2 separate regions of the Homo sapiens genome follow, and region 2 is linked to region 1. The links are chromatin contacts, found by Hi-C or POLR2A ChIA-PET in ENCODE. All regions are on one chromosome and are shown on one strand. Each heading gives the region's core, a stretch centred on a gene start or an enhancer-like site at or near the end of the contact. The rest is flanking DNA. Distances are from core to core; before and after follow the strand shown.

Evidence for each region. Hi-C counts contacts between places; a loop is a spot of excess contacts on that map. ChIA-PET counts read pairs that join two places held with the same protein, here RNA polymerase II (POLR2A). Pooled maps may share reads with other maps.
Region 2: a map of PC-9 shows a loop between it and region 1 (13-fold over the local background). The contact joins two enhancer-like sites. A Hi-C loop is called at or near these places in 4 of 168 maps with a recorded cell type or tissue (HCT116, MCF 10A, PC-3 and 1 more) and 3 of 50 pooled maps. POLR2A ChIA-PET finds 5 or more read pairs at or near these places in 1 of 52 experiments (HEK293).

The regions. Positions count from the first base shown.
Region 1 is chr15:71,292,996-71,296,483 of GRCh38, reverse strand. The region is part of intron 6 of THSD4 (thrombospondin type 1 domain containing 4); the gene reads right to left. It overlaps LOC124903520 (a long non-coding RNA gene), which reads left to right. Exons shown (of 2, transcript XR_007064700.1): 1 at 1-1,325; 2 at 1,565-3,488. Among named protein-coding and RNA genes, the nearest start is that of THSD4-AS1, 110 kb to the right of the region's middle. RefSeq lists a silencer at 880-1,174 and an enhancer at 424-1,623. Within about 2 kb of position 1,348, at least 17 of the 41 ENCODE cell types and tissues checked have a DNase peak (open chromatin) inside an H3K27ac peak, as active enhancers do; they include HCT116, PC-3 and PC-9, where a contact is called at or near this core.
Region 2 is chr15:71,746,111-71,749,541 of GRCh38, reverse strand. THSD4 (thrombospondin type 1 domain containing 4) reads right to left here. Exons shown (of 18, transcript NM_024817.3): 13 at 2,500-2,704; 14 at 948-1,121. Among named protein-coding and RNA genes, the nearest start is that of THSD4-AS2, 56 kb to the right of the region's middle. Within about 2 kb of position 1,866, at least 9 of the 41 ENCODE cell types and tissues checked have a DNase peak (open chromatin) inside an H3K27ac peak, as active enhancers do; they include HCT116, PC-3 and PC-9, where a contact is called at or near this core.

The sequences.
Region 1 (3,488 bases), core at 99-2,598:
CAGACTAATAGAGACAACAGGCCTTAGGGAGGCTTCAGAGGTCATCCGGTCTTAGTGGGCCGAAACACATATCCACGAACCAGATGTATCTGAATTACCTGGGGAGCTCATAAAATGCAGATTCCTGGGCCCCATGCCAGACCTCAGGTGGGTAGGGCACAGAAATGACAATTTTTAAAAAGCTCTCCAGAGGGTAACCCTTATCTATTGTTGATGGGAATGTAAAATGGTACAGACACTTTGGGAAACAGTTTGGCTATTTCCTGAAAAGTTACACATAAGAGTTACCATTTGACCCAGTAATTCCACTTCTAGGTATATACGCAAGAGAAATGAAAACATACGCCCTCACAAAAATGTGTCCATGAATGTTCTAAGCAGCATCATTCATGACTCATCAACTGGATCAAATATCCATCAACTGATAAGTAGATAAATAACATGTGACATATCATACAATTGCCATATTATTGAGCAATAGAAAGGAATAGGCTATCAATACATGCTACAGTATTAATGAACCTCAAGTATGTTATATTAAGTAACAGAAGCCAGATGCAAGAGACCACACAGTGCATGATTCTATTTATGTGAAACATCCAGAAAAGGTAAATCTACAGGGGCAGAAAGTACATAGCTTACTTGTTGCCTAGGGCAGGGAGTGGGAGTGGATGGGGATATTACTGACATGATAAAAATGTTCTAATACTGATTTATGCTGATAGTTGCACAACTTGGTAAACTTACTAAAACTCATTGATTGTAAAATGTGACTCAATAGAGCTGGCTTTTTTTTTTTAAAGAAAATGTCCCCAGGTGATTCTGACGTTCCAGCAGATTTGAGAACCACTGAATTCCAATATACTTACTGTGCAATGAGGAACCTGAAACCCAGAGAGGGAAATGATTCACCCAGAGTCACAAAGTGAGTTCATACAGAGCCAGATTGCCTCTGATCTGTGTCTCCACAAAAGGAAATGGAACGCTAGGAGATGACCTGATGAAATTAACCAAAGGGGACTGCCAATCTCAATGAGTCAGTCCCCATTAAACCCTTTTCCCCCTTAACTCGCAGGAAGCTGGTTTGTTTTGCCTGACTGAACCAGGAAAGGGGCTCAGGAAGCAGCTGTAGGCCAGTGAAAGGACTACAGGCTTGGAGTCAGAAGGCCTGGGTTCAAACTTGGCCTTGAGAGTTCATCGTGATCCTGGGCCAGTCACTTCACTTCCTAGGGACTCATCTGGTTCATCCATCTGTAAACAAAGCCGATCATATCACCCTCCCAGGATCACTGCAGGACCAGTAAGGAAGATATTGAGTAATCCAGGTAGGAGATGATTTCCTTCCTGCCTAATCTGAAACCACAGATGTCCAGCCCAATCTGTTTATCTTAAGGCTACAACCAGAGCATCCCTTCCAGCCTGCAGGGCACTCACATTCCCTGACGCAAGCGCCACTCACCCACCCCAATCTTGGACCCAGTCCCAGCTTGATCCCAGTTCCCAGGTGCCATAAAACTCTGGAAAGGTGGAAACAAGACTGTATTTTTTTTTTTTTTTTTTACAGCTGTGAGAACTGCAGACTGAGAACAATAAGTATTTTTAAAATAACAACCTTCCGAGTGACCACCGACGCATCAAATACTGGATTGGGCGTGGTGTTATTATAAGACCAAGAGAATGTAAAACATCCTGTAACATATCTTAGTAGAAGATCTTTGCCAAGGGAAAGAAATCTGTCTTCTATCTAAGAGGAATGTTTGGTAATCGTTTGGGCCTTGGATAAACTCAGGCCATACGTCTTGGGCCAGGCATTTACATTATGGACTAATCATAGAGCCCTGCAGTGAATATAGACATTGTGGAGTAAGAGTAGGTTACCGAGATGGTCATGGCAGCTTTGACACTCACAGAGACATGCAGCCTGTGTCCGGATGGGGAACATTCAGGCCAAGACCCTTTCTTAAAAGGAAAAATGTGAACGCTGGTATCCCCTGAACGGACCCCATCTAAGTGGATCCTGAACTCCCAGCCTGTGCCATCAGATAAGAATGTCAACATGGCAGAGGGCGAAGGTAAGAAGGGACCCGTCCAACTCAGCCTGCTTGGGTCACATTTTGTTTGCTTTATCAGGTCCAAGAGAAATCTGACTTCTTTGAGGGACCTGTGGGTGTCATTCACAGGGACTCCTGGTAACTGAGCTAGACAGTGAAAAACAGGCATTCTCTGTAAAAGGGCACTTGGGACTGACAAGAAGACAGAAGAAACAGAAGCTCGCCACTCATGACAGCAGCACAGGCGTAGGCTTGGAGAAAGAAAGATGAACTTGAGAGCCTTTGGTTCAGAGAGGTGTTACAGACTTGCTGAAAATGTAACTCCAAGCAGCAGCAGAAGATAAATGAGAACAGAAGGAGCTAGAAGGGAAATGGACTAAAGCAGGAAAAATACAAAGAAAAGCAAAGGCTAGGAGATCAAACATCTAAAACAATACTAGCAAACACATAGCACATGTACTGCAAGTGCCCTGCCCCAGGATTCACGGTGGTCTCACACCCTTCAGGGACCCCCCAGGCAGCCACTGGGAGGGACTGTTTCATGTGCACCTCCCAGGCCTGAAGCAAAAGCCTAGACTTTCCACTTCCAGTTAAACATGGAAGAGTGACCATCTTACACCTCCTCTCCCTTCCAAAACCCTACTAAATTTCCTACTGTTAGGGAATTTTAAAACGTTTTAACCTATGAGGACAAAGCAAAAAGAGAGGAGATATCCACAAATAAAGATTTCAGCAAACTTGGAGAAAAGTAGAGGAAAGCGTTGTAATTGAGTGTAAGTTGCAAACATTCATATCCACTGTGGAGGAAACTTGAGAACAAAGCCATCTGGACTGACAGACACCCCAGTAGCCCAGCCCTCGGAGGCACAGGAACCATGAAAGATGAGGCTCTGGTTCATGATGGAAAACTGAGCTACTAAGCCCATGTTATGCAGCCAGGCTACTACGTAACCCCCATGCTCCTCCCCAAGCAGGGGAGAGGTTTACTCTTCAGAGAAACTGAGAAGGGGCTGCAGACCCAGGAAACAGGCACCATGGAGAACAGAGCTCAGGGCAAGGGGCACCCAGAACACCAACCACACGTCCACCTCCACAGGCAGGAGATTCAAGGGTTCTTCTCTGGAGAAAACCAACCACCTGAGAGGAAAACCATCTACATAATGACAGTTGTGTGCAGGGTTCCAACAAAAAAAGATAGCTCAAAATCTGTTCTCCTAAAGAAAAGCTCATCAACCAACTACCCCACCTATGCATGCTGAGCTGCACGGCACAGGGCATCTGCAGCACATGCACGTAGAACTTTCGACCTGTCCAATATGGATATACTCTAAAAGCTGACAGCCATCTGGGGAAAGCCCCTGACAAGAAAGGCAGGGTTAACACAAACACAAAAAGAACTTGGAGGTGAGGGGATAGGCAGGGAAAATAAAAAGAACT
Region 2 (3,431 bases), core at 617-3,116, 450 kb before region 1:
GTATCCGAGAGGTAGGCCGCTAACCAAGGTCAGAGATAGCCAATCATGTCCTCATCCCAGGTAAACTCCCTAGATCTCCTAGAGAATCCAGAATCTGGACTTGGTGCCTCTCACAGCTGTGCAGCTGCCCTGGGCAAACCCTCTGACTGGCCATCCCATGCCCGCCAATGCGCCGATCCCACCAGGAAAGGAAGCACAATTCCTTATCTCCTTCCTCTTTTCTTCTCCCTGTCCCAAGGTATGTTCTACAATTTGTTTAGTGTCTTTTCTCAAACTTCATTTTTGATTGTGGTAGAATACACATAGCATGAAATTGACCATCGTAACCACTTTTAAGCCCACACCTCCAGGGCATTAGGTGCATTCATGCTGTTGTGTAACCAACATCACTCCATCTGCAGAAACCCCTTTTCATATAAATCCTCCTTTTGCCTTTGATGGATGAATTTAATATATGACTGTTTTCCCTTATATCCAGGTAACTGGTGGGCTAATGGTTGACTATATATGCCTTTGAGTTATTCTTTGACACCTGAGACTTCCCATGGGAGGCCAGGCTACTGGGGAGGGAACGGGGTGTGGGATGTTTTGAGTTGGCAAAAAGCAGTAGAGGGGCCTGCCATTGCTGAGTGTCTATGAGACACCAGGCACTTACAAGACATATGAACGATGGGATGTAATGATTCACTTCACCTAGTATTATGGAGTGACCACATGGAGTGCTAAGGAGAATTCAATCAAGTTTTGCATACACCCTCCTCACCTTTGGAGACCCTCAGTCCTCACATAAGGATAGAAAGCCTACGATAATTCCTCTCTGGGCCTTTTTTTTCCCCCCAGAGCCAGAAATCAGTCTTGGGATTCTGAGCTAGTGACTCATCTTTGTGTGGTTTTGGAGGCACCTGGCAGACCTCGGTCCCCGGCGCTCTGCCCGCCATCACACTCACCCTTTCGCTCCACTCGGTGAGGAACCAGCTCTTGGCACAGGGTCCCATGTCGCAGTTCTCAATGTCATTCGGCCGGAGCTTCATGTTGCATTCCTCATCGTCAACCACATCCCCAATGTTGCTCACACACTTCACATCACGGGTCCTCTGTCCCACGCCGCAGGGCACCGAGCACTGAAACACAGCACACTGACGTCAGGGGAACCAGCAGCTTCAGCTCTGGGAGAGAATTGCCAGTATGGAGCCCGCAGCCTTTGTGATCAGCCCCATGAGACTGAGGCTCTGTCATGCATGTCACCAGCTGGGGCAGGGATCTGAGCCCTAGAAAACTCCACAACCCTTTTCTACAAGACCTTCTTAGATGCCTCGCCTACTGTAAACTAAAAATAAAATCCTAAGCCTCCCAGCTGACTGAATGGGCCTCCTCTTGGCCAAGGAGACCCCCAGAGAAACCTTAAAAATGGATTTCCTGGCCATGACAGGATGGAAGGTTGGACACACCCTGTCATACCACCTCCGTTTTGCAGTCTAGACACAACCGACCAGCACTGATGTTAAGGGAGAAATCATAAGACTGACAGAATGGACTCTCTGTGGCAATAAGATACCAAATTATAAACAGGACCCAACGCCATGGCAGGCAAGGGGTTAAGTCATGCACCTCTGCCCTTGAAGAATAAACTATGTTCTAAGTTGCCTGGGAAGAAGGTCTTAGGATTCATGGCTTACATCCTGTTTAGAGTAAAGAATATTATTGTCAGTTCCTCAAATCTTATTGTGAATTCTTCAAACTGTTGACATACTGATTAATACGTAACCTGTGGACATTGAAGAGGACACTGGTTTGTTTGGTTTGTTTCTGAGTCATAAAGTTTTGCTGATTTATTTCTGACTCATGAAGTTTTATTGACTGTCTTGCACTTAAAACATTTTAGCCTGTATGTCGTCATCTGTAGCCAGTGATTGCAACCTCTGTGCTGTACCCTCCAATGAAAAAGACAACTCCGATTCAAGGGGTCCCCGTCTCCTCTCCTAAACTTTCTTCTAAAAGCCTTTCAACTTGTAACAGACTTTGGAACATGTCCAACGTTGTTCGTGTGTCTTCTTGGGCTGATCCTTACATTGGCTTCCAATAAATCTTTTATCAAATTATTTCTGCCTTAACAGCCTTAATTTTGACTGACACTACTCTATTCTTCCAGGCCTCAGTCTTTTCAGCTATAAAATGGGTAGGGAAAATTGGAAGGAGTTGGCTCTACCAGCAGTTGCCAACCTTCACTTCACCATGACTCACAAAGCAGATGAGGCCAGTATCAGAGGGCTCCCCCTGGGCTCACTCATAAAGTTGGCTGTGGGTGGCACACACTACCCTGAACTCTATTGAACTATTGGTACATCCTGTGGTTTGCAAAAACAGCCGTCCAGACCCCCACGGGACGGGTTCCCTCCTGTGGAACTCAGGGTTACCCATCTCAGGTCTTGGTGGGGGAGGCTGGAAAGTGTGGTGGGAGCTGGAGAGGGAGCTGCAGAGCGGGCTGCCCTGCCTGCGTACCGAGGTCCAGTCGGTCCGGATCTGCCACTCGCTGCAGATCTTGAGTTGGCAGGTGCTGGTGGTCTCAGGTTTCTCCAGGTGCTGGCAGCGGTAGGGCTGCACCGTCAGGCTGCGGTTGGCGTACACCTGGCGGCACAGAACCTGGCGGTGCTGCATGCCCAGGCCACAGGTCTTGCTGCACTCAGACCACTCCCCGATGTCCCAGCTGGTTCAGGAATGAGAGAGCGAGAGTGAGAGACAACCTTCAGTCAACAGGAAGTCAGCGTGAGCCCGCAGCAGCGTACACAGAATCATCAGAATCACTATGGGTAGAGTTTCTTACTAGAGCATTGCTTGAAAGTCAGCCTAGGCTGGGCACAGTGGCGCACGCCTGTAATCCCAGCACTTTGGGAAGCTGAGGTGGGAGGATGGCTTGAGCCCAGGAGTTCGAGACCAGCCTGGGCAACATGGCAAAACCCCGTCTCTACAAAAAATACCAAAGTTAGCTGGGTGTGGTGGTGTGTGCCTGTAGTCCCAGCTACTCGGGAGGCTGAGGTCAGGGGATGGCTTGAGCCTGGGAGATTGAGGCTGCAGTGAGCCATGATTGTGCCACTGCACTCCAGCCTGGGCAATGGAGTAGGACCCTGTCTCAAAAAAAGAAAAGAAAAAGAAAAAGAAAAAGTCTGCCTAAGGGTCATCTGACTCTGTAAAGGCAGATAAATTTGCCTGACACTTGACATGCTATTTACCAGTGATTAGGGCCCAGATTCTATGAAAAGTTATAGAAAACTGAAAACGTACAAATGATTTTTATCTAATTAAAAAAAAAACCTCCAAAGGTTAGTTTTATTACACTGTAGATCATTAACTCATTTTTGCTACTAACTTAGGAATCTTATTCTAGCATTATTTTTCATTAACAATTCCCGTATCAGTTTTGCAAACCCTCCTCT